Linked DNA regions of Mus musculus: region 1 is linked to region 2. Evidence: chromatin loops called from intact Hi-C (ENCODE). Cell type or tissue: heart. All regions are shown on one strand. Links, peaks and the distances in the headings refer to the core of each region. The heading gives the core; the rest is flanking DNA. Region 1 holds the start of Gm39606 (a long non-coding RNA gene). Region 2 has its middle 61 kb from the start of Vps54.

Region 1 (15,819 bases), core at 3,587-11,586, 720 kb after region 2:
CCAAATTCCTTTGTGTAGAGAATGTTCTACTCATATTCAGAAGGAAGGTTTTTCTTTTCTTTCTATTATTCTTAAAAAGCTGTCATATATCCTTTTTATCTTTTTCTTCAAGATCTAGCAAAGAATGAGGAGGATTGCGCCACTGAGCCAATCCTCACACAGAACTCTTTTATTCTTTAATCTTAGAACCTTTTTTTTTTTTTTTGAGACAGCCCAGGCTGTCCTTGAACTCCTGATCCTCCTGCCTCTACCTCCTTAGTGGTAGGATTACAGACACAAGGCACCATGTCTAGTTTTTAGAGCTTTAAAAAAAGTATCCTCCCTCCACATGACAGGCAATATGGATAAAGGAACAGTCCTTTGTGTGTTCATAAGTTTTACCCATAATGTACTGCTGTGCAGCTTCCTTTGGGGTGAAGCTCCAGGCTCTGAGGGTGAAACTTCATGGGGAATGTGTGCCTAGCATATCTGAAGCCATGGGTACAACCCCTAGCACCAAAAAATAAACAAGATCTAAACCAGGTGGTGGTGGTGGTGCATGCCTTTAATCCCAGCACTCCGGAGGCAGAGACAGGCGAGCTCTGAGTTTGAGGCCAGCCTGGTCACAGAGTGAGTTCTAGAACAGCAAAGGCTACACAGAGAAACCCTGTCTTAGAACAAAGGAAAAAAAAATCTAACAAAGAATTAATCAAGCTACGTCCAACCTTACTTCAGGAGTCACTTCCTTCAGAGCATGGGAGAGGTATTAACCAATAACTCACACACCTCAGGTGGGCACTGGGCCTTGCAACCAAGCCCCCTGGAGTGCTGGAGATACCACACCACCATAGCGCCTCTCACTGGAGTGTCCACCAGGATAGTGCAGCCTTGAAGGTATGTGACACCAAGTGTCCCTTCCCCCACACTGGCTGGATATGAGCCCTGGGGTCTGAGTGGGGTGAACATTTTCTGGCTTCAAGAGCTTTCTTCTGCTTTCAGAGTCCCTTCCAGGCTGATCTTCCACTTCTCCAGAGTCCTTCGCTTTTGTGTTTGGGCCAGCAGGAAAAAAGCCCTTGGCTTGGCTCCTTATCTGTCAGGAATCCAACATTTCCAGGGGGCTTGCTTGGTTTCAAGTATTGCCCGAGTCTTTTCTTCCCTCTGTAGCTGAGCTTTTAGCCAGGATTTCTTGGCTCTTAGAAAGATCGAATGCTTGCCTCCCCGAGTGCTCTAGGTCTGTGTTTCATTTGCAGCTGCCTGGCCCTGCACTGGGCGACAGTCTCAGTCCTCCCCTGCCAGCCCATCCCATCATACAGGGCCAACAGAGGAGGTCCTTTGTGTGGTTGTCCTGCAGTGTGGGAGGGAAATGCTTCCAGTTTCCTCCACGGCCCCGTGTCTGCCTTTACCTCAGCACAGCCCAGGGGCAGGGTGGCACTGACTTCAAGAGTGCGCTGGCCATCTCCTAGACCTAGCAAAGAACGGAATGCCAACCCTAAACAGCCCTGGCCCCTAACTGCTTCTAAGTCAGATTGGGAACAGCTCAGCACCTGGTACTTTCCTGACAGAACTTTGCAGCTGATCTTTCCCCACTGGGTTTGGCAAAGCTGTAAAGATTTGGAACCAAAAGAATTCATCAGTTCTGTAGTGCATTATGCCTCAGGCTCTGCCTGCCTAGGGTCTCCTTCCTGGATTCCCCCAGGCACACCCTGACTTTGAAGTCCTCTGGCCTGATGCGTGGCTGCCAGGCCCTGGAGTACAAGTGTCAGGGAAAAGACTGTGGCTTATTTTGGTGGCATTGTTGTCACTCCACGGCCGAGAAAGCAGCTGAGCTCTAGTTTATAGGTAACGGCTGGCAGCCAGTTTAGGACATGAACACAGAAGCAGAGAACTCAAGGACTCTCCAGTGTGTCTCGATCACCAAGGGTGGCCCGTGCCCTGGCATCTATCTCCCAGAAGAGAAGCTACATGGGCAAGCAACAAGGCCTTGGCAAGGCACCCTTCTTTCCTACTGGGGACTGTAAGGGGTGGCCCCGTGCTCTGCTTGTTCCGGGTACCGTGGCTTACATGCAGATAAATAGTATTTGGAGCCTAAGGAAAGTAACTGTGACCAGTGTGCAGTTTTACCTGGTTAGGGAGGAAAGCGGTTGAGTCAGTGGGGAGGGCCTCTGACAGTTCTCACCTCAGTGAGTGTTTGGAAGACAAAGCAGGTCATGGAGAGGCTGCCTTCTTCCAGAGTTACCCAAACCCAAAAGGTTTTGAGTGCTTTGAAGATGAAGGGTCTCTGTCTTAGTTAGGGTTTCATTGCTGTGAGGAGACACCGTGACCAAGGCAACTCTTATAAAGGATAACACTTAATTGGGGCTGACTTACAGGTTCAGAGGTTCGGTCGGTTATCATTATGTTAGAAAGCATAGCAGTACGCAGGCAGACATGGTGCTGGAGGAGCTGAGAGTTCTACATTTTGATCCGAAGGCATCTAGGACGACAGTCTTCCAGACAGCTAGGAGGAGGGTCTCAAAGCCCACACCACAGTGACGCACTTCCTCTAAGGCCACACCTACTCCAACAAGGCCACACCCCCTAATAGTGCTCCTTCCTGGGCCAAGCAGAGTCAAACCACCAGAGTCCCCTTAGAAGCTTTGCACCCAGGGAGTTCCTTTGTCCTCCTGCAACATAGCAGGTAACTCCCCCTTCATTCTTGAGTTACCCTACTCATAGGCGGTCAGGCTCTAGCCTCAGATACAGACAAAAAAACTGATGCTCGGAGTTTGTCCGACTGCTCAAGGTCTGTGAGCGCCAGAGCCATGAAGCCAGTGAGGTCTCAGGCAGGGGCTGGGGATGCGATGCGAGACCCTGTCTCCAGCACCCACTGGCAGTCCCCAGATCCCAGCTCTGGCCCTGCAGGACCTCAGCTCAGGAACACACTGTGGGGTTAGAGGAAGCCTTGCTGCGAGGGGAAGCTGGATCTTGTTTGTATCACACTCCGCTGGCACATCGTGAAGCAAGAGCTCTGTTGTAGCTGAGCTGGTGCACAAAGTCATTGCATGGTGTGCATCCAATGAGGGAAGTAATCCACTCCGAAGCAGGGCGCTGAAGACACCAGGAGCTAGAGGAGAAGGCTGAGAATCACAGCCAGCCAAAGTGATTGGGGTCCCATGTAAAGGAAGCTGTCTGGGAGGCTTCCAGCAGGATCAAATATGGAAGCCTGTGTTTCCTGACGCTTGTCATTTGGTGGGCTTGTGCAAGTCTTGACCTTTTGACCTCTAAGACCCTCACTAGAGAGACTTCTGAGGCCAAGCACCTTGGACCCTAGAATGTCCTTTTGTTCCCAGTCACTGCCATTGTTACTTAGCCACAGAGAGAGAGGTACAACACCAGAAATAAAGAAGCAAAGTGAGCTGGAGGTCAGGAGTTCAAGACCGCCCTCAGCTAAAATATGTGTTCCAGCTCACCTGGGTTACACACACACACACACACACACACACACACACACATATATACACATACACACGCACACACACACACACACACACACACACACTGAATGTCACAGATGTCATGCCTGTAATTGATGCTAACCTTGGACAATATAGCAAGACCAGCTGCAAAAATAAATACATAGACAAAATTGAATGTACAACTTTAAAATAAAATAACCCCAGCTCTTCGGAATGCTCATCACCAGGCCCTCCCCACCGCCGCTTCTCCTTAAGGTCACTGAACACTGCCTCCTCTCCTCTGTCATTATCTGGTTAGGATGACATAGAACTCTTGATATTTCTGCCTCTGCCTCCCAAGTGCTGGGACTGGGGTCAGCCATATGGTAAAGGTGTTTATGTCTAGCCTGAATGGTTCTTGGGGTAAGAGGCTGACCCTGACCACATGCTGGGACTACAGGTGTGGGTCACATCGCTCAGACAACACACCACAGTATAAAAGCATGCACAGCTTGTTCCTAGGTCCCTGGTGCCTTTTCCTCTCTGGTAGCTTCCACCCCAGGTCTCATGTCCTGACTGTTTCCTCTGTTGGAGCATTTGTCTACACATCTTGAGGGTGGCCCTCTTCTTGCTGGTAAGGTCTCAAGTGCCCCTCTCCAGGAGGCATCTTCCAGACCAGCACTGCACCTCAGCCCTATAGTGTTAGTGTGGGTTAGCCCTTTTCCCTTATCCCTTCCACCTCCCCACCTTTCCCAGGCCCGTCCTCATTCTCCAGGATTTTCCTCCTGCCTCAGCCTTTGAGCTCTGGGATTTCAGGCACGGGTCATTATATACAGCCTACTTTAATTTCTCCATATATTCACCAATATATAAAACGGTTTAACTTTGGATCTACTCTGCTCTTCCTATTAAGATATAAAATACTGCAATAGGGGAGATGCCTCACTTGGGAAAGAGCCTGCCAAGCATGTATAAGGACCTGAATTTGGAGCACTGATGTAAAATTGTTACAGGACATCTGTCACCCCCTGGGGGTGGTGGCAGGAAGACAGAGCCCTCTGGTCAGCAGGCCTAGCTGAACCATTATGTTTACTGAGAGACTGCATTCCTTACTTGCCTTGATGCTCTGACAAAAGTGACATTAATTTACATCATGGTTGGGGAGCAGCAGGAACTTCAGGGAGCTGAGCCCATTGCTTTGCAGTCAGCAAAAAGAGAGGAATGGATATTCAGGATTAGATAGCTCCCTCCTGTTTATGTAGTCCAGGACCCAAGCCCAGGGAACCACAAAATCTTCCATGTCAATCAAGACACCCTCTAAGGTATGCCAGGTGATTCCATCCAAGTTCTGTCAAGTTGACAATTCATAGTGATACTCACAGGAGCCGTGTCTCCAGTGGACAGTGATGGAGGAGGACACTGATCTGGTCTCCTCAGGTACTTACACACATGCATGTGTACCCACACGAACACACAGACACCACATACCCACACATTTAAATATATATGTACACACACCAGTGGTTCTCAATCTCCCCCGTGCTTCAACCTTTAATACAGTCCCTCATGTTGTGGTGACCCCCAACCATACAATAACTCTAAGTTTGCTGCTGTTATGAACTGTAACGTAAATTTCTGATATGTGGGGTATCTGATATTCGACCCTTAAAGAGGTCACGGCACACAGGTTGAGAACTGCTGACATACACAAACGTTTTTTAAATACTAGGCTTGGACTGTAGCACACTGGTAGAGTGCCTTCCTAGCCTGTATGAGGTTCTGAGCTCCATCCGATAAAAAAGGTGGGTGTTGGCCGGCTGCAATCAGACGGCCTGGTGCACTCTGAGCACGCACTGAATTTGATATAAGCACTCACTGGAGAAGGAACACAGAAACCCAATTTGTGAAGATGGTGCCATCTCAGGATGGCTACTGCAGGACCGGAGAGGGAAGCCAGAGAGTTCCCTGCTTCCCAGGGGTTGGCTGTGAACAGAAGACTGGGCGGGGTAAATAGAAGATGGACAGGCGAGAGCAATTCTAAGCATTCCTCCCCAGGTCTGAGTTAGCCGCGCTGCTGAGGAGGTCGGATCAAGGAGCAGGAAATTCCTAGCAAAGGTTTCAGGATGATTAATAGGTTGAGGGGTACACAGCATCTCTGCATCCTTAACTAAGTGCTTTCTCGTGGGAGCCTAGGATTTTTAGAAGACAAAGACATCCAGAAGAGTCTGGGAACCATGGGGAATCAGTGATTGATCCCCTTGGATTTCAGAAGTAAGGAAAACCCATTACCCAACCTTTTAGGGACCAATATTGAGTTCCTGTTTCGGAAGGTCTCCCTAGGTAATTAAGGGATTGCTGAACGCGCAGAAGGCACTCTTACACACGGGTTAGCCTGCTAACTCTCAGCTCTCACCCTCTGCCACACTTAGATCTTTCCGGAACACATCACACAAACTGCTCACAGGCAGGGCTGCATCTTTTATTATTCACCCAGTGACCGAACACCGACTTCTCCAGACCCCCACCCTAAGGATGCATCCCGATCACAGCTTCTTGCCTTCCCAGCCCCCTCTACCCAATTCCAAATTCCATCGTCGTCGGGGTTGGAAAAAAAAAAAAAGAGTCCACGGCATCCTGGGTTATATGATTTTAACTCTGCCAATCCCAAAGGCTCCAAGTGTCGCAGCTTCCTGCTGGGGAATAGTGACTGAGACATCTCCCTGGGCTACTTAGGTTTGGGGTCGTACCCCCAACCTCCAGTCCCCATGCCTGAGCACCTGAGACAGGGGTTCTCTGTGTAGCCCTGGCTGTGTTGGAATTCGCTGCGTAGACCAGGCTGGCCTGAAACTCCGCGATCTACCTGCTTCTGCCTCCGGAGTTTAAAGGCAAGCGTCACCACGCCCGGCTTTGTTTTTATTTTAAGAACTGAAACAAGTTATCAATTGGAAACTCCCAAGGTATCTCCAGAGAGCTTCCAGAGGCCATTGGGTCTTGAGGTCTCTATGACTTTCGAGCCGTGAGGCTCTGGGGTCGCGATCCCCACAGGGTCCTCCCTATGGTTGTTGGTACTACTCGGTCTGGGACACCCTAGCCGGGGGCGTTCTGGAACCGCTCTGCATTGTTGCATAAACCCTGCTCGTCCCACCTGCGCTGAAGTTAGCCTCATCTCAGGCTCGGCTAAATTCTCCACTAGACAGATGCGAGCAGGATAAGAAACGTAATCGGGAAGGGGCCCGGGATGCAGGCGCCGTATTTAAAGAACACATACAAACACACTTGCAATATCCCTGGTCAGTCGCTCCCCCAGGCGGCGGCGCAGCGCCCTCTGGAGGCAGAGCGTGGCCTTGCAATCCCTGCACGCCTGAGAGCTGTGCGCCAGAGCCAGGGGAACCTGAAGCTTTTGGAGAAACTGCAACAGCTTGGGGAAGGGAGTGAAAGTGTCCAGTAAGTTCTGAGAAACGCCAAGGACAAAGGAAAGGGGTCTTCATAAAGACAGGCTTTCTGTGTTTAGCTCTGGCTGTCCTAGAACACCAAATGGCCCCAAACTCAGAGATCTACCTGCTTCTGCCTCCTAAGTGTTGGGCCATCCTTCAGGGCTCCTCCTTCCATTTTCAATGAATCCCTGAAATCTTCCCGACACAGTGCCACCCGTTACCTACAGTTTGATGTTATTTATTTGTTTGTTTGTTTGTTTGTTTGTTTGTTTATTTTTAAATGCAGGTAGTCTTGCTATGTTGCCTAGGGGTCTTGAAATCGTGTTCTCAAGCAATCCTTCGTCCGCATCCTCTGGAGTAGCCTGGACTCCATGCTTGTGCTCTGGGATGGTGACATTTAACAGTCATGTTTAACCATCGTTGTACTTACAATACCAGTGCAATTTAAAGGTCCCCACCTTCTGGCCACCTTCTATTTTCTTGCTGGTTTTGAGTGTGCTTGTCCCTTGTGGCCCCTACACATTTCTCTGCCTTTCTCACGCGCAGTCACTAAAATGTAGACTATTAACATGCCCATCCCAGTCCAGAGCCTGCAGTTGCCCACTGGCATGTCTGGACCTCTCCTATGGCACTCAGGACCCCAGGGGATCCGTAGGGGGCTCTCTCAGTTCTTTTTTGTACTTCAGTCTGGCAGGATGCAGCCACCCCGCTAGCTGAGGCCCCTCTTCCCCTGTTAACAGGTGCTCATTGCTCTCAGCCTCCTCTCTATCTGGAATTTCTCTTCTCTGGCCACTCCACACTGAACTCAGGCAGGCTCTCCTTGCCTTCCCTCTGAGTCCCTCTTTATTCCATTTATGCCTGGTGGGAATACCTCCAACTTCACACCTTCCTTCTCTTTCGTGTGCTTTCCTGCTGTATCAGTTTTGTATTGCCACACAATCAGGCCACCGCCCCTTGGCTTAAACTGTAGCTTCAAACAATAAACATTTATTTGCTCCAGAGTCTGCGGGCCAGCTGGTGAGCCTTCCAGCCTGCCTCTGCTACAGCTTGCTGATGTGTCACGTGGTGAACTGGCAGGACACGGCTGGTGCTTGGCTGTCACCTAAGGTGAAACCGTGACTGGATCACATGTGCCCCATTCAACAGCCTGGGTCTCTCTCAGGCTTCTTTCCATTGCCAAAGATGTAAGTGCAAAAGCTAGCTACAAGACTTCTTGAACCCCGGGCTTGGAACTGAGACATGCTTACATATTCAGGGAGGTTAAGTCACAAGGCCAAGTCAGACATGGGATTGAGCAAAGACACTTCAACTCCTGCTACAAAGGAGCTATGGAAGACAGCAGCTGCAGTCTAAAGAGATGGTTCAGCCATTAAAGGCTAAGGTTCACACCAAAAGGACAGGAGGACTGCAGCCATTTAGTGTCCAGTTCAGCCTTATGCTCACAAAATGGTGGCTGGCTCCCTCCTGTGACTTGAGGCCACCAACACAGCCATTGCTGCCAGCACTGGCAGACCCCATTGCCTACAGCCCTGGTGCCCGTTGGCATTTATATGACTAGTGGAGGCACCAGGGAAGTGGCCTCGACAGTGCTTTCCTGGTCCCTCGTGGAAGCCTGCTTGTCTGGAACTGGGACCAGTTTGCTGTCACAGGCTCTCTGTGACTGAAGTCAGACAGGCCTGAGGAGAGCTGCTGGCTCTTCTTCCTGTGGCGTCTGGGCATGAGAGGTGGCTTCTCGGCTTCTGGTTTTTGTCTGTAAATAGGAGTGGCCACGGAGCCACATGCAGAACACAAGCCCCATTAGCCTGTGTTTAGAAGGGCATCAGAACTCATACCCCGGGACATCGCTGTGGAGGAAACCCCCCTCCCCCATCCCCATGTATGTCACTCACAGGGTCCTTTCACAGACACTCACCTCTCAGTTCCCTCTGTCCTTTGTGGGGAAGACTTAGGCACTTCTGAGACTTTAATGTCTACCCAGACTCCACTTCCTGGGCCTGCACCCTGGTTTAATTTTAAACCTACTAGCTCTAATATTTAACCCAGAGCTTGGCATGGAGGTATCTGTGCTGGCTAGTCTTATGTCAGCTTGACACAAGCTAGAGTCATTCGGGAAGAGGAACTCTCATTGAGAACATGCCTCCATCAGATTGGCTTGTAGGCAGGTCTACAGTGCATTTTCTTAATTAGTGATTGATGGGGAAGGCCCAGCCCATTGTGCTTCCACCCCTGGATAAATAGCCCTGCGTGGTTGGTATAAGACAGCAGGCTGAGCAAGCCATGGAGAGCAAGTGGGTAAGGAACATTTCTCCATGGCTTCTGTTCCAGTTTCTGCTTCAGGTTCCTGCTTGGCTTCCCTTGGTGATGGATTCGCCGTAAGGTGAACTAAACCCTTTCCTCCTCATGTTGCTTTTGGCCATGGAGTTTTATCACAGTAAGAACACCCCCACCCCCACCCCCACCCCAGGGCTCAATAAAATCTTTTTTTTAAAAAAGATTTATTTATTATATGTAAGTACACTGTAGCTGTCTTCAGACACTCCAGAAGAGGGTGTCAGATCTCCTTACGGATGGTTGTGAGCCACCATGTGGTTGCTGGGATTTGAACTCTGAACCTTCGGAAGAGCAGTCGGGTGCTCTTACCCACTGAGCCATCTCACCAGCCCCTCAATAAAATCTTTAGTGACTTGGGGTTCATGTTAACAAATGCTGAACAGATTAAAATTTCAAGATGCTCTCAATTCTGAAACTTATGAAAGAGATTTTGTTTTTGCTCTGCTGCCAAGGCTGGCCTTGAACTCCTGAGCTCAAGTGATCCTCCTGTCTCAGAGTAGTTAAAACTGTTGGGGAAAAGTTTGAATTTTGGAGCATTTTAGGTCAACTGGTGAAGTCTATACAAACACTCGAGAATCGGAAGTACTCTGAAATCCAAATATTAGGGACTAGAAAGTCCCTGGCCTTTTTGATAAGGGATCCTCAACTGGCAGTTTCTCTTTTCTTTGGGTGAGAGTGTTCTGCTCTGTTCTCAAGCCAAGTCAACTCATGGTGGCTGAAGTTAAGATATTCCTAGGAACTGGGAGGAGGGGCGATCCTCTTTGCCAACATTAGTCACTAGAAAGTGGAGGAAGGCTGGGGCGCCTCATCAGGAGGCACCCCAGCATTTCCATGCTCTCTCCCAGCCCTCAGCTATTCAGGGTTGACAGTGAACCCCAGGTTCTAATGATGGCTTCCTAGGGAGTTCAGATCACAGAGAATTGCCATCCTGCCTCTGCTTCCCCACGCATCTCGGAGTGTTGTAATAACCTGCGATTGCAACCAGTGCATTAGGGTTTTACTGCTGTGAACAGACACCATGACCAAGGCAACTCTTATAAGGACAACATTTAATTGGGGGTGGTTTACAGGTTTAGAGGTTCAGTCCATTATCATCAAGGCAGGAACATAGCAGCGACCAGGCGGGCATGCTGTAGGAGGAACTGAGAGAGAGTTCTACAACTTATTCTAAAGGCAAACAGGAGAAGACTGGCTTCCAGGTAGCTAGGATGAGGGTCTTAAGGCCCATACACATGGTGACACACTTCCTCCAACATGGCCACACCTCCAAATAGTGCCACTCCCTGGGCCAAGTGTATTCAAACCATCACACAGTAGATCCTGAAAGGTGACGGAGGCAGGTTGACTGGATTGAAAGAGACATCAGGTCGCAGAGAGCATGGTGAGAACAGACTCTCCAGACTCTCACAGCTTCTGTGAACCAGCTCTTTAAGTGGGGGAAACCAGGGCTATTACACTTCTGAGGGTGGATAGGGGCTTTCAGGGTGAATGTACAGGATTTTTGTTTTGTTTTGTTTTGTTTTGTTTTGTTCTGTTTTGTTTTTTCGAGACAGGGTTTCTCTGTATACCCCTGGCTGTCCTGGAACTTACTTTGTAAACCAGGTTGGCCTTGAACTCAGAAATCTGCCTGCCTCTGCCTCCCAAGTGCTGGGATTAAAGGCGTGCTCCACCACCGCCCAGCTACTCTGGTGGATCTTTAGGTTTCAAAGGTCCCACATTCCCAATTAGCCAGTATCCTGGGGATGCCTCATTTACATAAGGAGGAATTTCAGGTACTGCTGGACATGACCTTATAAGGGGAGAGGGAGTTTAACTTGGCTGCATGCTATGTGACCTCCTCCGAGGAACAAAGGTAGGGGTGCAGGAATATGTGCACTGGGACACACGGGTCCAGGGCAGGAGGGGAGCAATCCTATGCCTGCCAATTTCAAGATGAGATTTCTGTGGTGTGAACATACCTCAACTCCACTCTTGCTCCGGTGGGCTGCAACACCCTCCTCTGCCACTCCCCCCCCCCCCCCCCGCCCCACATCCCAAGGCTCTCTAGCCCCACAGAAAATGGTGGCACCAAGCACAGATGAAAAGGAACAGGGTGTGACTGGGTGTGCCTGGACGCCATTAGGATATGTTGAGCATCTCACAGAACAAGTTTACATACACCCACATATGTGCCCTTCAGAGTGAGCAGAGACAGAAGTATGCCACAGTGACCGGGGGATGATGAGCATACCCTAGGGCCTCGGGGCTCTTCCCCAAGCCAGGATCCAGAAGACCTATGAGAGAAATCTGGGAGCCAGGTGGGCCAGAGCTTGTAGCACAGGGGGAAAGGGGTTCTTCTGTTATGGCAGTAGAAAGGCATCCTGGACCAGTAAGGGAGAAGATGGAAGCAGAGCCGGGTGAAGAAGGTTGAGTCCCTCACCTGCTTCGGTTTTTCACCTGTTTCATCAGTAGCTACACTCCTCTGAAAGGTAAGTGTGCATCAGTCCATGGCTGTGTTAAAAGTACAGAGGAAAAAAAGCAGGGGGATGGAAGAGAGTGGGTGCATGTGTTTAATGGCAAGTCAGTACTCAGGGTGAGCTTGAGAAAGCAAGTGGGGTCTTGAAGTGCACAATTCTGGGAAAAGGAACTTGAAAACCCAAGAGCAGTGGTTCTCAACCTGTGGGTCGTGACCCCTTTGAGGGTTGTATGCCCGATATCCTGTCTGTCAGATATTTATATTACAATTCATAACAGTAGCAAAATCAGAGTTGTGAGATAGCAAATGAAAATAATTTTATGGTTGGGGGACACCACAGCACGAAGAACTGTATTAAAGTGTCATGGCATAGGGAAGGAAGGTGGAGAACCACTGCTGCAGGGTGTAGATTTACATTCCAAGAGGAGGGCTCTGACTGACAGACAAGGGAGGTGAGGCTGATGTGGCAGGGCTCCAGAGTCACTTGCTAATCGACCACCGGTGGTGGCAGTTTTTGGGAGAAAAGGTGTTCCCAGGCTTAACCAGAATTAACCCAGCGGCATAAAATATCCACCTAGCTATGTGCGGTGGTGCAGGCCTTAGCCACAGGACTCAGAAAGCAGAAGCAGATGTCTCTCTGTGTATTTAAGGCCAGCCTGGTCTACACAGTGAGTCTCAGGACAGCCAGAGCTATGCAATGAGACCCTAAAGAGCCAGCTGAGCCAGCCCTCCTGGAGTCATGTTGATGTTGTGGGGCTTGCTGCCACTGGGGGCCATGTTGATGTGAGTGGATTGAGTTGCCACCTGAGGCACGGCATGTTGTATGGTCAGTGTGGCTGTCAGAGGCCATGTCTAGATACAAGGTTCTATTGCAGCTGGGGGGCCATGTTCACACGGTCTGTGCTGTTACCAGAAACCATGTGGAAGCCTATGACCCTGTCTCCTGCTGACTGTGAAGATGCACAGTTGAGTGAGAGCGACATGGAAGGATTCTGTGACAACCCCAGCTCCTCCCCAACTCTATCCTTGAAAAGCAGCAGCCTGAAGTCATCAAAGAGAACTCTTAAAAAATATGATGGGTATGCTGATGTGTGAATCGGCACAGTGATGGCTTCTGGTGAGCTCAGGAGGGGAGGACTCAGCTCTGGTTAAGGGCAGACCACTGAGAGTTTGACCATGCTCCAGTGGGTATGTAGACAACACAAACTGGACTCTTTTTGAAAATTGTAATTAATTAATTAATTAATTAATTAATTAATTTTTGGGAGGTCGCAAGAGTCAGGGGCAGACATGAAAGGACCGGGAAATAAGTGTGATTGAGTGCATGATGTGAAATTCCCAAAAAAATCAATAAAATTTTATTATGTTGAAACAAACAATTCCTACCTACCTAATCTCTAAGTATTGGGCTCTTGAGTGAGCTTAGGAAATTCAAGTTTTTTTTTATTTGAATTTATTATTAAGATTCATTTTATTTTTAATTATGTGTTGGGGTGTGTGTGTTCATGACTATAAGTGCCCCAGTGGCTGACTGCTTTAAAAGCCATGTTCTGGCCCCTGATTGATCCAAGGTGGCCCAGGAATCCATATTACTAGAAATTTGCTCAAATAATTATATGATCACTTGGCACTGGTTCTCTGGCAGGGAGATAGAAGGAAAGTTTCTTTTTTTTTTTTTTTTTTTTTTTACTTTAAAAAAAAATTATTTATTTATTATATGTAAGTACACTGTAGCTGTCTTCAGACACTCCAGAAGAGGGAGTCAGATCTCGTTACGGATGGTTGTGAGCCACCATGTGGTTGCTGGGATTTGAACTCCGGACCTTCGGAGGAGCAGTCGGGTGCTCTTAACCACTGAGCCATCCCACCAGCCCCCAAAAGGAAAGTTTCTAAGCTGTGATCTTTTTCCTCCCTTTGCAATTCTGTCTTGATCCAGCCCAAGGTGGGCCCTCTTGTCCTCCCTCGGCACCACCATGCTTGGCACACACTTCCTTTTAATGCTGACCTGTGTGTTCAGCACAGAGAGACTGAGTGGACCTTGGGATGGGGAGATGACGGGTGGGGGACACTATTTCAGAATACTTTTGATTGATGAGAACCCAAGTGGGTTCCACTATGAACTGCACCTGAAACACTCCCTATAGGCTCATGCGTTGAATGCGTGGTTTTTAGTTGGTGGTGCTGTCGTGTGAAGTGATAGAAATTTTAGGAGGTGGGGCCTCAGTAGAAGAAGATGTCACAGGAAGATTGCATTCTTTCTGTTGGCTTACTCTGGTTCAGGGTCTCTTCTGTTCTTCTCCTTCCCCAACTGTGTTTTCCTCTTCCTCCTCCTGTCACCATGATGTTCTGTCTTATGACAAGCTAGAATCAGCAAAGCCAAGGACTATGGACTGAACCCTCTGAAACTGTGAGCCAAAATAAATGCTTTCTCCTTCATGGTGTTTGGTTTAGAGTGACAAACTAAAATGAACACAGCAAATTAGCTGGATCATACATACAAACAAAACTTGCCCAAAGGACTTATTCTCCTCATGTGCAGCAGCTGCTGCTCAAGACTCTGAAAGTATTCCCGCACTCACAGTGTACAAGGACCCGTCCTTGACCTGCACCCCCGAGTCTACTCCCTACCCTGCTATCTAGCACCCCGGCTATGTAGGCTACATTTCTCATGGTGGTTAAACTTCAGGGCAGGCTGGCTCTCAGCCCTTGGTCCTAAGTCTCCACTAATTGTACCCCTTTCCCATATAAAACAGCATTTCAGTTCTTATCCAGAAATAATACTGGGTGCCCTTTACAATCCACTTAATAGAAAAAGGGGCAAAGGTGTGTGAGGTCAAAACTATTTCATAAAAAGATGCACTTACTCTCTCCACTCTTGTGTTCCCCTTATGGGAAGAAAGCTAAGTGCTTTGGGAAATGCAGTCGATATTACAGCAGACACAAATGCAGAAGCAAACAGGAGACTCCATCTGTCTTTCATTGAGCTAAACAGTAAAAACAAACAAACAAACAAATAAATGGCAGAAATGTAAAATAGTACCATACTTAACATTTTTTTTTGTTTCACAAACTATATTTTTCTAAATAAACCCACGTGTAGTGGTTTTATTATTATAAGAAGTAACCATCTTCTAGATTCTTAGTTTTCACTCCTAAATTGGTAAATGTTCAGAGGTACAACCCACATAGACAGAAAAATCCTCTTGGAGGTTCTTCTGGGTGATGTTTGAGTATAAGATAGTGGTTCTTAACCATGGGTCGTGACCCCCTGGGGGTCAAACTTTCATAGGAACTGCCTAAGACACAGATATTTACATTATGATTCATAACAGTAGAAAAATTACAGTTATGAAGTAGCAATAAAAACAATTTTATGGTTGGGGTCACCACAACGTGAGGAACTGTATTAAAGGGCCACAGTCTTTTTTTTTTTCTTGTTTTCAGGTTTATTGAAAATATGGCATAACAGATTAAACAGCTCCACGTGTTTTGAAATTCATGCCAACTGTAGGCTGAGTGACCTGAAGGTTAGAGAGACTGCCAAAGTCCAGAAGCTTCAGCATCTCCTTGGTGTCGGGATCCACCTCAATGATCTCCTGATCTAGGGCTGAGACCTCAGGAACGTAATTATCTCTCCTCTCTCTCTCTCCTTCCTGCAACTTAATAGAGATGCCTCTCACAGGACCTCTCTGAATCCGCTTCATCAGATGCGTGACGTATCCGGCTATCTCGTTCCGAAGCTTCTTGCTGGGGATAATGGCGATCTCCTCGCACACGCGCTTGTTGGTGTGGAAGTCATTACCCAGACGCGTGTAGTACTTCTCGATGATGATCCGGGCAGCCTTCTTCACGGTCTTGGTGCGAACGCGGAAAGGGCCACAGTCTTAGGAAGGCTGAGAACACTGGTATAAAGGGTTCCTGAGCAACGTTGTCTCATTTCCTCTGATCTCTACTGGCGAGGAACTCACTCACCTGTGAGAATGAGCTAGCTTCCACAGCTGGAAAAGCCAGCGTCCAGACCACAGCGCCTGCCCTCTGAGGACCTCTGGTTTTGAAGTTCTTGACAGGGCAGGCCTGCACACGAGGTAAGAGATGCCTGTAACTGCTATCTTCCAGCACACACTGAGGGGAGAGGAGGTACAGACATCTCCTCTCCCTCTTCCAGTGGCCGATCTCCAGGACCAGC
Region 2 (15,819 bases), core at 3,269-11,268:
CCTTTTAACATGACTGGTCAAAATTTCGGTCTCATTTAAAGAGGTTTTGGAACAATTCTAATTTGGCTTTGGATATGGATTCCCTACATCATGGATATTAGTGACACTAGAGTGGGATCCATTTCTATTGAGGAAGTGTCTACAACCTTTGCTCTGCTGTGCATGAGTTGACTTCATTCATTTCCTGGACGATTTTGCTGATAAATGGAGGAATTGCAGCTGGTTATTCTTATTGGTTTTATTTCTCTTTCCAGTCTGCATCAAGCACTCAGTAATCATACTTATAGTCAACATTTGAACTCTTGAATTAAAACAGAAAGGGGACAATGACATGATCATGTAGGGACAGAGTAACATGGTTCCCACCCCTGGGACAGGGCCAGAAGAGCATTGGCCTCCACAAGCATTGATGACTGCTATGAATGTAAGACTTGTTTGTATGATAATGTACATATTTTCATGTTCTTCCTTCAAGGAATGTCCTCTATGCCAAAGTTAATGACTATGGTAATCAGAGACACCAGGACTCTGAGAAGTGAAGGTGTGTCTATGTCTCTGCAAAATGATAAATGCTGAGACCTTCAGGACAGCCCTCAAGGCTATGGGAAAGAACTCTGAAAACATGAGTTCAAAAATATATAATTTCTCAACTGTGCAAAGTATAAGGATGCAATATGAACTGTAAAAGGAGCTTCAGGGATATAAAGGGTCAGAGAAAGCTGCATTGTAAGCTAGTTTGTCAGAAAAATACAAAGTCAGGCAGATTCCTGAGTTCATGTTGAGCCTGGGACAGAGCTAGGTTGGGTCCAGACAAGGTAGGAATGGTAATTTTAGGGCAGGGTCTGACCCAGCTAGCTTATTGTCTGTGCTAAACAAAGGTAGGTAGATCTCTGAATTCTTTTGAAATGTTTAAAAAAAAAATGTGCTTGCTATCTCTTAAGAATCAAGGGGCTGAGTCATGGAATGTTGATTCATGAGATAATCAAAAGGAAACCTGGGATAATTACTGAATTGATATGTAAATAAAAGACTGGACTTTTGATCTGCAAGAGATAAGCTATCCAGAGAATTTTTAGAATAGTAAGAGAAACTTTCTCCAGACAACTTGTCTGGAGCAGAACACTGAGAGAGCAGTCTGGAAAGCTGCCCTGAGCAAAACATAATCAGGCTGTCAGTTAGTTCCTAACCCACGATTTGACTTTGAGTCCTTTGTTTTGCCACTAGCTGACCACTCCTTCCTCAGAAATCCTCTTTAAACCAAGGCTGGACCTTGGCACATGATAAACTCTAACCTAAGTTCCTTGATGTCAGAGAAACTCATTTCATAGATGCTAGTTCAGTTAGTGACAGGAAGAATTTTCATAATATTGAAAACCACTTCTAGAGATTTTATAAATTGGAACTTTCATTTTAAACACAGAGTCTCATGTCTCCAGGCTGGTCTCAAACCTGGTTTGTAACTGAGAATGGCTTTGAAGTCTGATCCCCCTGCCTCCATCTCTTAATGGTTGGAATTACAGGCGGGGCCACTATGCCTGTTTTCATGCAATAGGAATAAGTCCTGAAGTTTGTGTATGCTGGATAAGCACTCTACCAACTATATCCTCAAGCTGCTAGGAAGGTTAAATAAAGTCTTCTTGAAAACAGAGATAGCGCTGAGTTGCTATGAGACACTAAGCTTATATTTAAAACATTTCAAAAATGCATTTGACTCTTAAAATCTAGGCTATACTAGGGAGGATGTTTTTAATAGAATCAAACAAATTAAAGCTATGGAAGGGTGTTTGCTATTTTTATATCATTTATTATTGTTGGTGTTGATGATGATGATGATTTGTGTGTGTACCATGGTGCATGAGGAGGTTAAAGGGCAACTTTTGGAAGTCAGTGCTGTTTCCATGATAATTGCCTATATGAACAGCTATTAATTAATAAATGTCTTGGCTCCAGGTAGAGAGCCCAACAGATATGGTATAAGAAGATGGCTGCTCTGAGTCAGAAAGCCAGAGAATGGAAGCTGTCTACATCTTGGGGCAGATATTGATTTAACTGTGAATTTTAAAATTGGGATTATTTGCTTTTAGGATAGATTTATGTACAGATTTTATCGAAATCACGTGGGGAATTTTGCCTGGGTTTGGAACTAGGAAAGGGAAAATTTGTCACTGATTCCAAGTAGAGAGAGCAGTAATAATTGCCTGCTATGAACAGGTATTAATTAATAGAAGTCTGTGGCTTCAGGTAGAGAGCTCAACAGATAGATATTATAATAGGTATTAATAAAATAAACATCTGTGGCTCCAGGTAGAGAGCCCAACAGGTAGATGGTATAACAGAGTGGCTGCTCTAGGCAGAGAGCTTAACAAGTAAAAACTCTCTGTTTCCTATAGGCAGATATTAGTGAAATCTTGAATTAATTCCTTTAAAGATGGTATAAAGATATATTGCTCTAATAGGACTTACAGCATACTCAAATTCTGTCTAACATGGGCTTCACGGGAATTTTTGGTTTAAATCCCGGTTTGACAAGCTGCCTGCTAATAAGCAGGTATATATAGAAGCGTGAATCAATTATTTTAAAGATGGTATAATGAGGTCTGCAGGATAACTAACTCATATTCTTTGAAAGTGGGATCCACAGAAATTTTGAATTAAGTTTCTGGCATGGCAAAATAGAAAAAGCCTAAGAATAGGCACATACAGTATTTCAGTTTACTTCATTTGTTTTGGGTTGTTTTAATTTTCAAAATGGGTACAATTTTACTCCTCTGGGAGAGAGGTCAAAATAAAGGTTTTTCTGGTTACTGTCTCAAGGATATGCTGATTTGGGAGAAAGGTTTTGTCTTTGTGTTTTTTGAAAAGGTTTATACACCTTCCAGAGTTATATGGATCAGATATGATGAAGGAAGACCCCCTGAAGAACTAGATTCCAGAGAAACAAACAAAAAAAGTTATTTATCTTGATGATATTAAAATTTTGTTTTGAGATTTGTATATTACATAATATACAGCCTTGGTGAGTCTCATCATTAGACATGCTGAGCTGACCTGCATTGAACTCCTGATCTCTTGGAGTTTCAGCTGGATCCAATCATGACACAGACATTAAAGACTAAAACAATTGTTGGTGTGGCATTCTTAAAGACAACCAACTCCCCATTTCCCCTCCCCTTCCTTCCTCCTTCAAAGATATCTCAATGCCCATATTTAGCTTGAAGAAGTTATCAAGAGTTGTCCGTCCCAGTTCCCTGAGCTGGAAGTGATTATTCTAAGGTTGCTTTTCTGGGTAATTTAGAAATGGTCATAATTGGAACAGGGAGGAACTATCTAAAATTAATTGTGTAGCCATAATCTCATTTGGTAGAAATCTTTACAATAGTTACTAAGTTGACGTCATAATTTCTTATTTTGGTACAGAATTTATTTTCATTGGTATAAATTTCTTCTATTGAGACAAAAAATTTAAAAGTGCAAGGCTTGGACCCAGTCCCTCTATAACTGTTATTACAAACTGATCTGAGATATTTAAGCCTGTGAGTTAAGAGCCAGATAGCAAATTCATGGCTCTGAGTTTATTGTTAGGGTGTTTTCAGATATTTTAATTATATATATGGGGAGTGGATGGACGGATGGGAATGTGAGCAAAACCTGCAGCAAGGGAACCTGGATCAGTCACTGCATGGGGCTAGCCAAGGAAGCAGCAGGGTTGCTGGGGCAGAGAGTAGCTGAGTATAGTGCAGGGTGGTGACATTCTTTAATACTTTTCACAACATTTCTACTGTGGGGCTTTGGTACTGAAAGTCAGGTGGTAGGTATGTGACACTTTTATCAGCTGAACCACCTTACTGCCTCTGTTTACTATTTTATATTCATATTCATGCTTTAAATTTTTGCTTTGTGCTTCATTCCTGGCAGTAGCAATTTTGCTATATAAAAGCATTGTTTTTCCGACTCAATGTGCCCTAAAATTACCTGGAGTGTTTGCTTCAGCCAGTCTGAGACAAAGCCCCTGATTCTATAGGGAACTCCCAGTGAAGCTGGAGACTTTCCTGGAGACAGCTGAGGAGCTGCCTCCTGTAGCGCGTATGGTCTTCCTCTCTAGCCCACCCTTACCTTGGAAGGGAGCTACTTCTGCTCTTCAGCCTAAAACTGAAAAGTCAAACTTTGGGTGGTTAACTGATCTCCTTACATACTCTGCCTTTAAATCAGAAAAATTAAACAGAAGTCAAGTGTAGACTTTAAAGACAACCAGACACATGACCCACATTTTCCATAGTGACCCAGACTTTTCGTGACCTTTCATTTCAACAACCTTCCCACAACTTGAGCTCTTGTTAATTAGCAAGATTTAAAAATAATGTTATCACTGGAAAGTTGTGTTATCTTTTGATCTTGCACATTAGTAAAATCCCCTTAGAAAGCTTTTTGTAGTGATCTGTATCAAGAGATACTCAGCTTGCTTATACCAGAATTGTTTTAATATTTAACCTATAGCGTCACTCTTGATAATTGATTATAAATAACTTGTTTTGTTTAATAGATATTTGTTGAAAGCAACCATGGGCTTTTCACTATAATAGATAATAAATTACTGAAGGAGAAAGGTGCTTGCTACAAAGATATCCATTCACTCTTAACTCAAGGGAACAGCAACAAACTCAATCTTTAGCAGCAGGGTAAGTTTGGACATAATAAAAACTTGAGACATTAAAATGCCAAGTAGATTGTGACACTATAAAGAAATATAGTGAAAAATCACAGAGGCAAGAAATGAAAAAAGGACAGAATTCTAGGTGTTCAGTGTGATTATGTAATGTTTTGATAAATAAAATATTGATGGCTACACATGGTAGTGCATGTCTGCAATCCCAATGCCAAGGGGGTGGGAGGTGGAGGCAGGATTGCAAGTTTGAGGTCAGCCTGAACTGTACAACCAGACTCTTTCTCAAAAACAAACAGCTAAAATGCAAATACACACACACACACACACACACACACACACACACACTATACTGTAGAGAAAGAAATCACACACACACACACACACACACACACACACACACACACACACTGTAATATAAGGCCAACCCCCTCACCACACACAAGGTACTGTAGAGATAGAAAGCCCACACACACTCACACATGAATGATGTCCTATGGTGCCAGATCCTTTAAGGGTTCATTTTTCTTCTTAGCTATTGATGCAACTCATGACAGCTTTCCTTACACCCCCAGACCTCCTTGTCCTTGCTGCCTGTGTGGCTAGCTTTACTTCCTGTCTCTGCACCTGCAAGTGGTAGACAGTGGGCAGCAATGTACAGCTGTTTTCAGAGATGAGACTAACACGGTTTTCCCCAGAGGCTACCATATGCTATACATTTGCCTCAAAAGCTATGTTGTTGCCTCAAACTCAGAAAGATGAAAACCAGACAGTAGGGCATTAAAAAAAAAGTTTTTCTTTTGTTTTTAAAATTTTAATAATTTAATTACATCATTTCCCCCTTATATCCGTGTGTGTGTGTCTAATCTCCTTTTTGTTTGGCTTTTGCTTTTGTTTTTTATTTGTTTTATTTTGAGACAGGGTCTCACTATGTTGCCCTGGTTGTCCCGAAACTTGCTGTGTAGATCAGGCTGGTCTTGAACTCACAGCAATCCAACTGCCTCCGCCTCCCAAGTGCTGAGATTAAATGCATGTGCCACATGCTGAGCTACATATTCCTAAATATAGCCTGCTTAATCTGCATGTTACTTGCACGTATGTTTCAGGGCTGATCATTTGTATTCAGAAGACTACTTCTTCCACTCTGAGGCTTTCTTTTCAAAGCTATTTTTGTTCTGAAGTTATTTGTATTTCCTCCTACTTTTGCTTTAATTGTATTTTTTTTTTGAAGTTTGGTATTCATTTATAAACACAAGTTCACTCATACTTATGTCTACCCAACACTGAAATCACTAACTAGGTCCTCAGTCTGTCACATTCCTAGAATTGCTGTTAAGAGTGAAGAGACAACCGGGCGTGGTGGCGCTCGCCTTTAATCCCAGCACTCGGGAGGCAGAGGCAGGCGGATTTCTGAGTTGGAGGCCAGCCTGGTCTACAAAGTGAGTTCCAGGACAGCCAGGGCTACACAGAGAAACCCTGTCTCGAAAAAAAAAAAAAAAAAAACAGAAAAAAAAAAAAAAAAGAGTGAAGCGGCTGGGGTGGCAAACGGCCTGAAGGCCAAGGTGAAACATTCTTGTTCTTTATACTTGTTGTGTGGCAGAGGCCACAGTACTGACCCAGGATGGAGGTAGAGAGTGGAGGAGAAGAGACAGGATTCTGGAAATGAGGCTACTGGGCGTCATCACCTTATTCTTGTCTTTGTGTGAGCAAGACCTTTCTCTATCTTCCAAGAATTTTTTTTTTAATGCCTTGCTGCCTGGTTTTATTCTTTCTGGGTTTGGGGTAACAGAATGGATGGTACTTTTGTCAAATACCCGCACAGTATCTGGCAGCCTCTGGAGGAAACCTGGTAAGTTTTTTCTCTGAAAATAGCTACATCTGTGAAGTATCTGACCGGAAGCAGAGTAGCAAGGAAAAAAAAAAAAAGCCACTGCAATGTATATATGCTACAGCTGTCAGCTAAAGAACGAACCATCAGATAGCCAATGAAAGGAGGCGAGAGATTCATACTCCATTTTCAGAAGGAAGATGGACAAGTTAGCAATCTGGGACAGATGAGGAGATCCTCCCAACAGATGAGACACACAGTGGTCTGCTGCAAACACTGTAGGTGTAGTGTACACACGGCTTGTTTCCGTGATGACGAGAAACTCCCAGAGAGGAACCTATTCCCCTTGAGTTCCTTTTAGAAAACCTGTCCTTGGGCAGATAAGGAAGCTCAGAAAGAGCCATTCCCTGAATCTGCTGACTTTCAGATTTTATCTTAAGATCATCAACACACCCAAGCAGCAAATTTGAGGGTGTCATGTCCCTAATTCCTTCACTTTGGTTTTTCTCAGCCATGCAAACTTGCTTCTTTTGGACATACTAACCGCACCAAGCAGGTAGGCTACAAATAAACAAAAAAAAAGTATTTATTTGACAAAATTATCCCAGTGCTGGGATCCTGACTCTGGTGCTCCTGCAGGGAGCCAGAATCGAGCTTAGAGCTGCTGTCTCCCAAGTTGTCAACCTGTATTCTCTTTCAGTCTTCTCATGTGTCAAAGCCTTGCTAGTGCTGTAGAGAATAAGGACACACAGAACTAGAAAGGCTAAGGCAGTAGAAAACCAGTCAGTATTTACCTAAGATTACAATGAGCTAATGTGAGCTTCTGCTGCTGAGTGGTGAAGGACATCCTTGATTCTGGAGATGACAGTTTCTCGTGGGTACCCTTCAATGGGTGACTTTCTGTTTAACTCTACTCAGTGCTTGTAGTTTACATTTCTGCTTCTACTCCCGGCTCAGGGAACGGCAGGCAGTGAGGTTGTATGCACATTAATTTTGAATGTAGGATTTAAGTGTTCAATGACCTTGTTGAAAACCCCTTGTTGCTAATGTGTTACAGCAGGTGGCAGCCTTTCCCTGAGAGAGGGGAAGAGCCAATGCAAAACTGGCTTTGGTTTCAATAGTTTAGTGTTTGTCTTCCTCTGATACAAGCATCAAGTCTTGAAGTGGTGGATTTATTAAAGAAGAGAGGTGTACAGGAGCCTGGACCCTGGCATGGTGATATGTGTGTATCTTCCAGAGATGGCCGCAGAGACACTGTCTCTAAGGAGTTAGTCAGATGCCCTAGGAGAATCTGGCCAAGTGAAGACACTACCAAACATGGTGGGCACAGGTGTCAGCATGAGGTTCAGAAAATGGCTCTGAGCTAGACACAGGACAACACAGAACTTCCCCAGAGACTTGGAACATAAATCATTAGCCGTGTACTGAAAATGCATCTGATAGCAGAAGTACCCCCCTTTTCATTACAGATCTGTAAACAGCCGTGTAAACTAATCTGCTAAATTAGAAAGTACAGTGAGTTATTTGGACACAGATTTGCAAAGTTCTTAGTAAAAAGTCAGACGTGGTGGAGAATCTTGGTGGAGACGCTAGAAACCTGATGCTCAGTTTTCTTACTGGCAGGATCACCATTTGTGATGATTACTACTGTCAACCTCACGGGATCTAGTAATCCCCTAGGAGATAAACTCTGCACATATTTATGAGGGACTTTCTAGTTTGGGTTAACTTAAGGTGGGAAGGCAGGGCAACCCTTTATGTGGTGGGGCCATTCCATGGGCTTGGACCCAAGATGGAATATAAAGAAGAAAGCAAGCTGAGTACCAGCAATTCTCAGTCCCTTACCAACCATGGATACAATGTGACTATCACCTCAAGACCTCTCTGCTGTGATGGGCTGTGTCTTCCAACTGAGCGCTAAATCAAACCCTTCCTCCCTTAAACTGCTTGAGTCATGAATTTTGTTACAACACTAAGAAATGAAATGAGTCTATTTATCAAGAAAATGCTATGGGGCTAGAGAGATGGCTCAGCACTTCAGAGCACTTAAGATTTTGGTTGTCAGCAGCCATGGCAGTTGGCTCACAACTGCCTGTGATTCCAGGGTCCCTCTGCCCTCTTCTGGCTTCCATGACAGACACACATATATCTAATTGAAAGAAAAAAATGCTATGTAGAAAAGGATGCTGTTTGAAACATTGCAAATGAGGAGACACATATAGGTGACTGTCCCTATAGATATCTCCATAGTCCCTATAGATGAATCCACCGTGTCTTAAGGAAGTGTGGTGATTAGACTAGAAATGGTAAAGAGCTGGGGCAGATCAGTGAAATCACTATGAATTTAATAAAGTTAAAACTAAAACCTCAGTTCCTCAGCTAAACCAGACATAAATCAGAAGCTCAGCAGCCAGGTGTATCTGTCACACAACATAGATGACAATTTCTGTCATCACAGAATATTTTACTGAATAGCAATGGCCTAGGATGGAAGACCAGGACGCATTGCTAAGTCTAGTTGTTTAGAATGGACACGCCTCACTAATGAGGTAAGTGTTCCTGAACTTGGCAGCAGATTGAAACAGAGCTTCTCACAGCAGCCTGCATCCCAGTAGCATCACATACACTGCCAAGCCTGCTGCCATAGGCCAGGCACTCAGACCTATTGCTACAACTTACAGGTGTTTGCATCAGGCTATCAAGAAGGTGGTGGAGAAGGCTTTTGATAATATATCCATGGTTTACAAGGAACAGCTAAAATACACCTACATTGTTCTGGGATATAATAGAAGGTCCAGCTTGCTTCATTTGAAAGAACTTAATTCTTTCCCTAAGGCAGGCCCAACTATAAGCTTTTCTGACATACACTGTTTTCAGCTGAAGGCTTTCTACAAACACTGTAGAGTAACAGTGTCCTAGGTGGGCTGTGAGCCACTTCCTGTCCCCAAGCCAACTGCTGTCTGCACTGCATAGGGGAAGCTGATGTTTCTTTCTTTCTCTCTCTCCTTCTTTCTCTCTCTCTTTCTTTCTTTTTTCTTCCTTCCTTCCTTTCTTCCTCCCTCCCTCCCTCCCTTCCTTTCTCTCTTTCTTCCTTTCTTTCTGCCTTTCTTCCTCCCTTCCTTCCTCCCTCCTTTCCTTCCTCCCTCCCTTCCTTCCTTTCTTCCTCCCTTTCTTCCTTCTTTCCTTTCTTCCTCCCTCCCTTTCTTCCTTTCTCCCTTCCTCCCTTTCTTTCTCCCTTCCTTCCTTCCTTTATTTAGATTTATTAGTACATTGTAACTGTCTTCAGATAGCCCAGAAGAGGGAATCAGATCTCATTACAGATGGTTGTGAGCCACCATGTGGTTGTTGGGATTTGAACTCAGAACCTTCAGAAGAGCAGTCAGTGCTCTTAACCACTGAGCCATCTATCCAGCCCTGGGAAGCTGATTTCTCAGAAGCTCACCTTTGGAGAAACAAGTCTATTGGGGTGAAAATTCAAAAGTAAAATATTCTTAAGAAAATGAAGCAAAGTGTATGTGACAAATGCTTTTTCTCTAGGAAGTAAATTTATGAGAAATTGTCTTTCTATGATTTGCAATTTTTATAAAAATTTAAAACTTTCAAAACCAGATATTATATCACCATACAAATTGTGAACTGGTGTTTACCATTGGATTTTTGACATTAGAATAAATGCTTTAACACTAATCTCAAAAATTGCTTTGAGTGCTAAATACTTTAGTCAACTTCAAGAACTTATAGAACTTAATTTTAAGGCTTAAAAGGGACATTAACCAGGGATGGGTAGATGGTGGCTAATGTGCACACTACACAAGTGTGAGGACCTTAGTTCTGATCCCCAGACATCTCCTACAAAAAAATCCCAGCATGGCAGTGCATACCCTTTACTCTGTGACTAGTCACTATAGCCCAAGTGATGATCTCCTGGTCCAGTGAGCTCCCAGCTCAAACATGAAAGTGGAAAAGCAGTTGAGGAAGATATCCTGACATGAGTCTACACACACACACACACACACACACACACACACACACACACACACCACAGAGAGAGACAGAAACAGACATAGAGAGAGACAGAGAAAGAGACAGAAACACAGAGACACAGAGACAAAGACAGAGAGCCCAGTGTCTAGGAACTTTGGGTTTACCTATAAATGAAACTCTTCTGTTTTGGGTCCATGGCTCTTATGTCCTACACTTCAGAGACAAAAGACAAGAAAGTCCGTAAATCACAGTGTCACTTTTATCATCAATTAACATGATGCAGTCTCGAAACACAAATAAACGTGGCATGAAGATAACGAGCGGAGTGTTTTTGGAGCTATGACACATGCCTATTCTTCTAAGACAAGACTCTGTAAGCAGGCATGCTGTGTCTGAGGATGCTACGCATGTGCACAACATGGAGACTGTTCAGGAATTGCCTGTCTTGATTCTGTGGTAATTTTTGATTAGTACTGTGTCTTCATATGCTTTAAGGAAGTTATGCATTTCAAAGTTTATATGTTTTTATTTAAATTTGAGACAAACTCTCACAATATAGCTCGTTCTGGTTTTCAACTCTATCGTCCTGAGTCAACCCTAGAGTTCTGGGATTACAGGTATGCACTGCTACTCCTAGGCTGTTTATTAAAGTTTATATACATTTAAAGTTAGTTTTTCATAATTAAATTTGGTGTACTTCTAAAGAATTTCTTGATGTTTCAGTTGAATCCTTCTGTGAGTTCAACATAGTCAAACACATTCTCCAATATCTAAGTACCCTGAGTTTATAGGACCATTTACTTTAATGAAAGTGATTTGAAAAGACAGGAATTTTAAGTACAAAAGCTCAGAAGCACCAGAGACAGTAGAACTTCAAAGCATCAAGGCTCTGGCCCCTCCCCACCAAGCCCACCTCTTAGACTTCTGTTTAAAACCACCATTTCCTGTTTGGAGTTCTTGTCTCACAGCTGAGAAAAAACAAAGGTCACGTGACTTCCGTTCAGCATCTGCCCAGCAGACAGGCCAAGGTGAGAAGACTAAGCAACAACAGGGGAGGCCGTGGGAGGATTGCGGCCAAGCCGGCCTTCTGAGAAACAAGACAGGCAGCTTTGCTCACACCCTCCTTTGCTGCAAGAGTCCTGGCAGCCTCAAAAAGAAAGTTCTGGAATCAAACCAGACCCTTGTGCTTGTTTGGCTGAGAACTTGAAACAAATCCTAGATCAGTCCACTTAAGAAAACAAGCCGATCTGGAGACCATATATACCGGCAGGCATTCTCTGTTGCCTGACAATAGCAGGTAGCGTACCACTACCAACTAATGACCTCCGCAGAATCCTTGGACCTATCTGCGGGTCTTCTGTAGCCCTTTTTTCATAATTAATATTATTTTAAATAACTTGACTCTTTGCTTGATATAAATAACCAAGCTTGTCTTGCTGGTGTGAAACAGCACAGCGCCCCCACCCAGTCCGTCAGTCCCCGAGTCACCCCTACCCTGCATTTCTAGTTCCCACTGCATTTCTAGTTCTTTACATGTGAGCTTTGGTTTACAGGAGTTGTCCAACAGTTCTTGTATTTCCACTCTCAGCATCCTGTGGATGTGTGCTTTGTTCAAGCATCTCTGAAACATAGAAGGACTAGGCTTGGATGAGGCTTAGATCCCACTCTTAAAGCTTTTACATTGATTGCCTCAAAGCATAGCCCACACATCCCATCCATGTGGATAAATGTCAAGAGAGATAGATGGGGCTAGATAGATAGATCGATCGATCTATTTCTCCAGTTCTTTTGGACTGAGTACTAGACTTGACTTACCCCTCCTCACTTCTTGAGGATCATGTCACATGACCTCCCTGACCCAGGGTTTGGTTTTTTTTTTTCTCTATCTTATTTTGCTTTATCTTTTATCTTCAGCAGAAGCAGCATTTCAAAACATCAAGGCTGACTCCATAGTCAGCATTTGAATGTACTTATGTACACTTAAATATGCTTAAGTGCAGATGTTCCCCTGAATCTATGTGTATTTATGTCTATGTGTGCACATACATACATATGTATATGCATGTGAAGGTCAGAGTACAACTTGAGGAGCCCTTCCTTGTTTTGGAAATAGGGTCTCTCACCTGTGACTTGGCGCTCACCTGTTAGGTTAAGCTCACTGTAGCTGAGTCCCAGAGATCTGTTGCTATCTCACCAGTACTGGAATTTTAAGTGTGTGCCACCTTGCCCAGCTTTTAACTGTGGAGAGCTTTGGGGGCTAGAAACTTGGCAGGAATGTGACTTTGGGCCAGGACAGGGAAGTGGGCTCAGATATCTTGGTCATCCTGATAAGCTCCTAGAAACAGTGATCAAGGGACCTTGTTTATTGCCTTGCTTGTTCCTTGACTATTTGTGTTTATTGTCTTCCTTGTTCCCTTGACCTACCACTGACCTTATCACTTGCATGAAATTAAAATGGTATAAAAGCAGACTGGGAAAAAATAAACCCGCTTCAGCCTCAGCACTGGCTGGGGTCAGGCAACAGTGTTGTCTAATTGTCTTTTTTTTTTTCTTTTTAATCCTTGCTCCTGCCCTGGAGAACCTGTTGACTGACTGAGCTGGCTTAGTCATTTAACATAAGTTTTGGGAATGTCCTCAGGCTTGTGTAACAATAGCCCAAGTACCGTCCCTGAGTTTGTGTTTTTAACAAAATATAAAATGTTTTTTATAAGTATAGATATTAAAATTCTATACTGTTCAATAGCTCCCATTCTATTTCTTATTTATTTATGTATTGATTGTTTATTTGAGATAATGTCTTACTCAGAGGCCAGGCTGACTTGTTACTAAGTAGTCCATGCTGTCTTCAAACTTAGAGTCCTCAGACTCCTGAGTGCTAAGATTCTAAATGTAAGCTACCACTCTTGGCCCTGTTTCTTTGTGTGTATGCTCAGGCGCGCGCACGTGTGTGTGTGTGTGTGTGTGTGTGTGTGTGTGTGTGTGTGTGTGTGTACAGCCCTTTCTATGTTCACTTATGCTTGTCTACCTCTTGTCCTCTAACTGCTGTAGAAGTTTACCATGACATCTATGTACAATTACCTTATCTCCAACTGACACAGACTGCCTCTAACCACCCTGTACCACAGACAGCAGCCCTGTGATACTCATACTCCTGCCCACCTCCTCATGGCCCTGTGCAGAGGGGATTTCTGAGTCACAGGTACACCCACACACACATGCAGCCAGAAAACTCTTTAGAATAGGTGCGCGTGTACACTCCTAACAGCAGTGAGCATGGGCTCTTGGTTTTTACATGTTTTCTAAGACTATCATGCTTTTCCAGCTTCCCCGTTTTTACAAATCAAAGGGCATTAAGTAGTATCTAGGATTCTTTAACTGCTTTTCTTGATTACGGTGACTCTGAACTTCTCTTGACTCTTAAGCATTTAGGTTAATGCTTCTGAGAACTAGCCACTTAGACCTTCGACAGCATTTCTGTCGTGTGCCTTGTCTGACTTACCAGAGCTCCTTTGCAAGCTGGGTTTTAGCTCCTTGTTGGGTTGAGGCATTACAAGTATCCCTTCCCAGCTGTCCTCTGCCCAAGTTTGTGACAGTATTCATACACCGGCAATCTTATTATTGCTGCAGCCAAACCTGTCAAGCTATTAATCTGTAGCTTGTACTTTTTGAATACTGTTAACAAAGTTCCCACCTCAAAGTCCCATATACACGCACATGTTTCTCTACTAGCTGTTTGGTTTCAGACCTCAGGATAGGCATAGTTTACACATCAAAGCAGACCTGGTCTCCAGGTTCTCCCAGCATCCCTCAGTCCCTACCTGGCATACCCTGCCCCCAGCCCTGAACTTCTAGCCCAGTGCCTGGGCTGCTCTTCCACCAGACAGAGTCTCTTCCCTATATATAATCCAGACATTTTGGTCTCCCTGCTCTCTCCTTCTTTCTCCCCATGGTGACTTCCCTGGCTTTGGTCCTTGGGGCAGTGAATTCACCCAAGATCAGCTTCCCAATAAACCTGCATTTAATATCTAATCTGTCTTGAATTGGCTCACTTTGCTGGCAGAAAAGTAACTTATCACTAGCTTTATCATCTTTCTTATTTTTTTATAATAAATAAAATAAAACATGAGATTGTTATTGCTCTATGCTTTTAACGCTAATGCAGTGCTGGCCATATTCTAGGAACTTAGAAAGTCATAAAGTCTCCTTCCATCTCTAGTCCTGCTTCTTTGGAAGCCAAGTGAAGGGAGGTGGAGGAGGCTCAGAAGGCTCCCTGGTCAAGGGCATCAGAAAGAGCACAGCTTCTCTCTCTGCCCTGTTGAGAGACCAGGCAGTTTCCTCAGGCAGACTGATAGGACATGGCTATGAATGGACAATAAAGATCATTAACCTCCAAGATGGCTGCCTTCTTCACCCTATTGACCTGGGACAAAGGTCTTGTTGGCTTAAAACAGAAGCCTGGTGGGCTTGTTTTTTCTTAGAAGTATGACTCCCCAATGGTGGATTGGTTTGGTCAGTTCAAAGTCAGACCAGGATGTGTTTAGGCCCAACCTATGGACCTATCAACCTCCCTGTCATTGTTCAAACTGGCCAACTCTAAACTGGAGGAAGACCCCCTCACAGACCCCCTCACAGACTCCCGGCCCTCATGGAGAGGCAGAGCCTCTGGAGTGAGCTCTCTATCTGCCCTGCAGAGGCTCTTTCTCTGTGTGCCTTGCTGTGTGTACATTTCCCCCACCAGCTGGCTCTGTTTCTCCAAGTCTGAGTTTCCTTTTACTGCTACCTGCTGTGCTTGGGATGTTTCCTCATTTCTCACTCTTCAACTGGCAGAGAAAGCAAACCCTCAGAGCCCCAGACAGTAGGACTGCCACGGCCTTGTTCCAAACACACTTCTACAAGCAACCTCACCTCTGACTTTCTGGCTTATGTTCTCCATGTTTTTGTTTTTGTTTTTTTATCCATTCTTAGCCTTGTTACAGTAATAGGGCTTACAACAACAGTAGAGGCACCTAGAAAATGCCAAAAAACAAAAAACAAAAATAAACAAACAAACAAAAAACAAAAAACCGAAAAAAAAACCCAGCAGTTCTATCTATCTATCTATCTATCTATCTATCTATCTATCTATCTATCTGTACTAGTTTTCTTCTTGTCACAGAAGTGTCTTGTATCTGTCCAGGTTGATCCAGAAGTTACACAATGAGAGACTTGGGGTGCAGTTCTGTAGTCGAGCACTTGTTTAACACAAAGCCCTGGATTTGAGCTTCAGCACCATAACAAAACCAGACATTTGAACAGGAAAAGTTTTTTGTAGTTGATTTTGAGGTGAGGTTTCACTATGCTGCCCAGG

Evidence for each region. Hi-C counts contacts between places; a loop is a spot of excess contacts. Peaks named below come from ENCODE experiments on the same cell type or tissue, not always from the same donor. Only the 100,000 strongest peaks of a DNase experiment are listed, where the experiment ranks them.
Region 1: a loop joins it to region 2, with 3 times the contacts of the local background. A loop is called at or near these places in 6 of 42 quality-filtered maps.

What each region holds. Positions count from the first base shown.
Region 1 is chr11:20,446,095-20,461,913 of GRCm38, reverse strand. Gm39606 (a long non-coding RNA gene) reads right to left here and starts at 8,838. Exons shown (of 2, transcript XR_872284.2): 1 at 8,760-8,838; 2 at 5,879-8,597. It also overlaps the pseudogene Gm12034. In heart, for the core only: a CTCF peak has its summit at 6,739 (motif pointing left); DNase peaks (open chromatin) are centred at 5,390 and 6,603; H3K4me3 peaks cover 1,882 bases; H3K27ac peaks cover 1,118 bases; H3K27me3 peaks cover 804 bases.
Region 2 is chr11:21,170,279-21,186,097 of GRCm38, reverse strand. No RefSeq gene overlaps it. Among named protein-coding and RNA genes, the nearest start is that of Vps54, 61 kb to the left of the region's middle. In heart, for the core only: a CTCF peak has its summit at 7,544 (motif pointing right); a DNase peak (open chromatin) is centred at 7,547.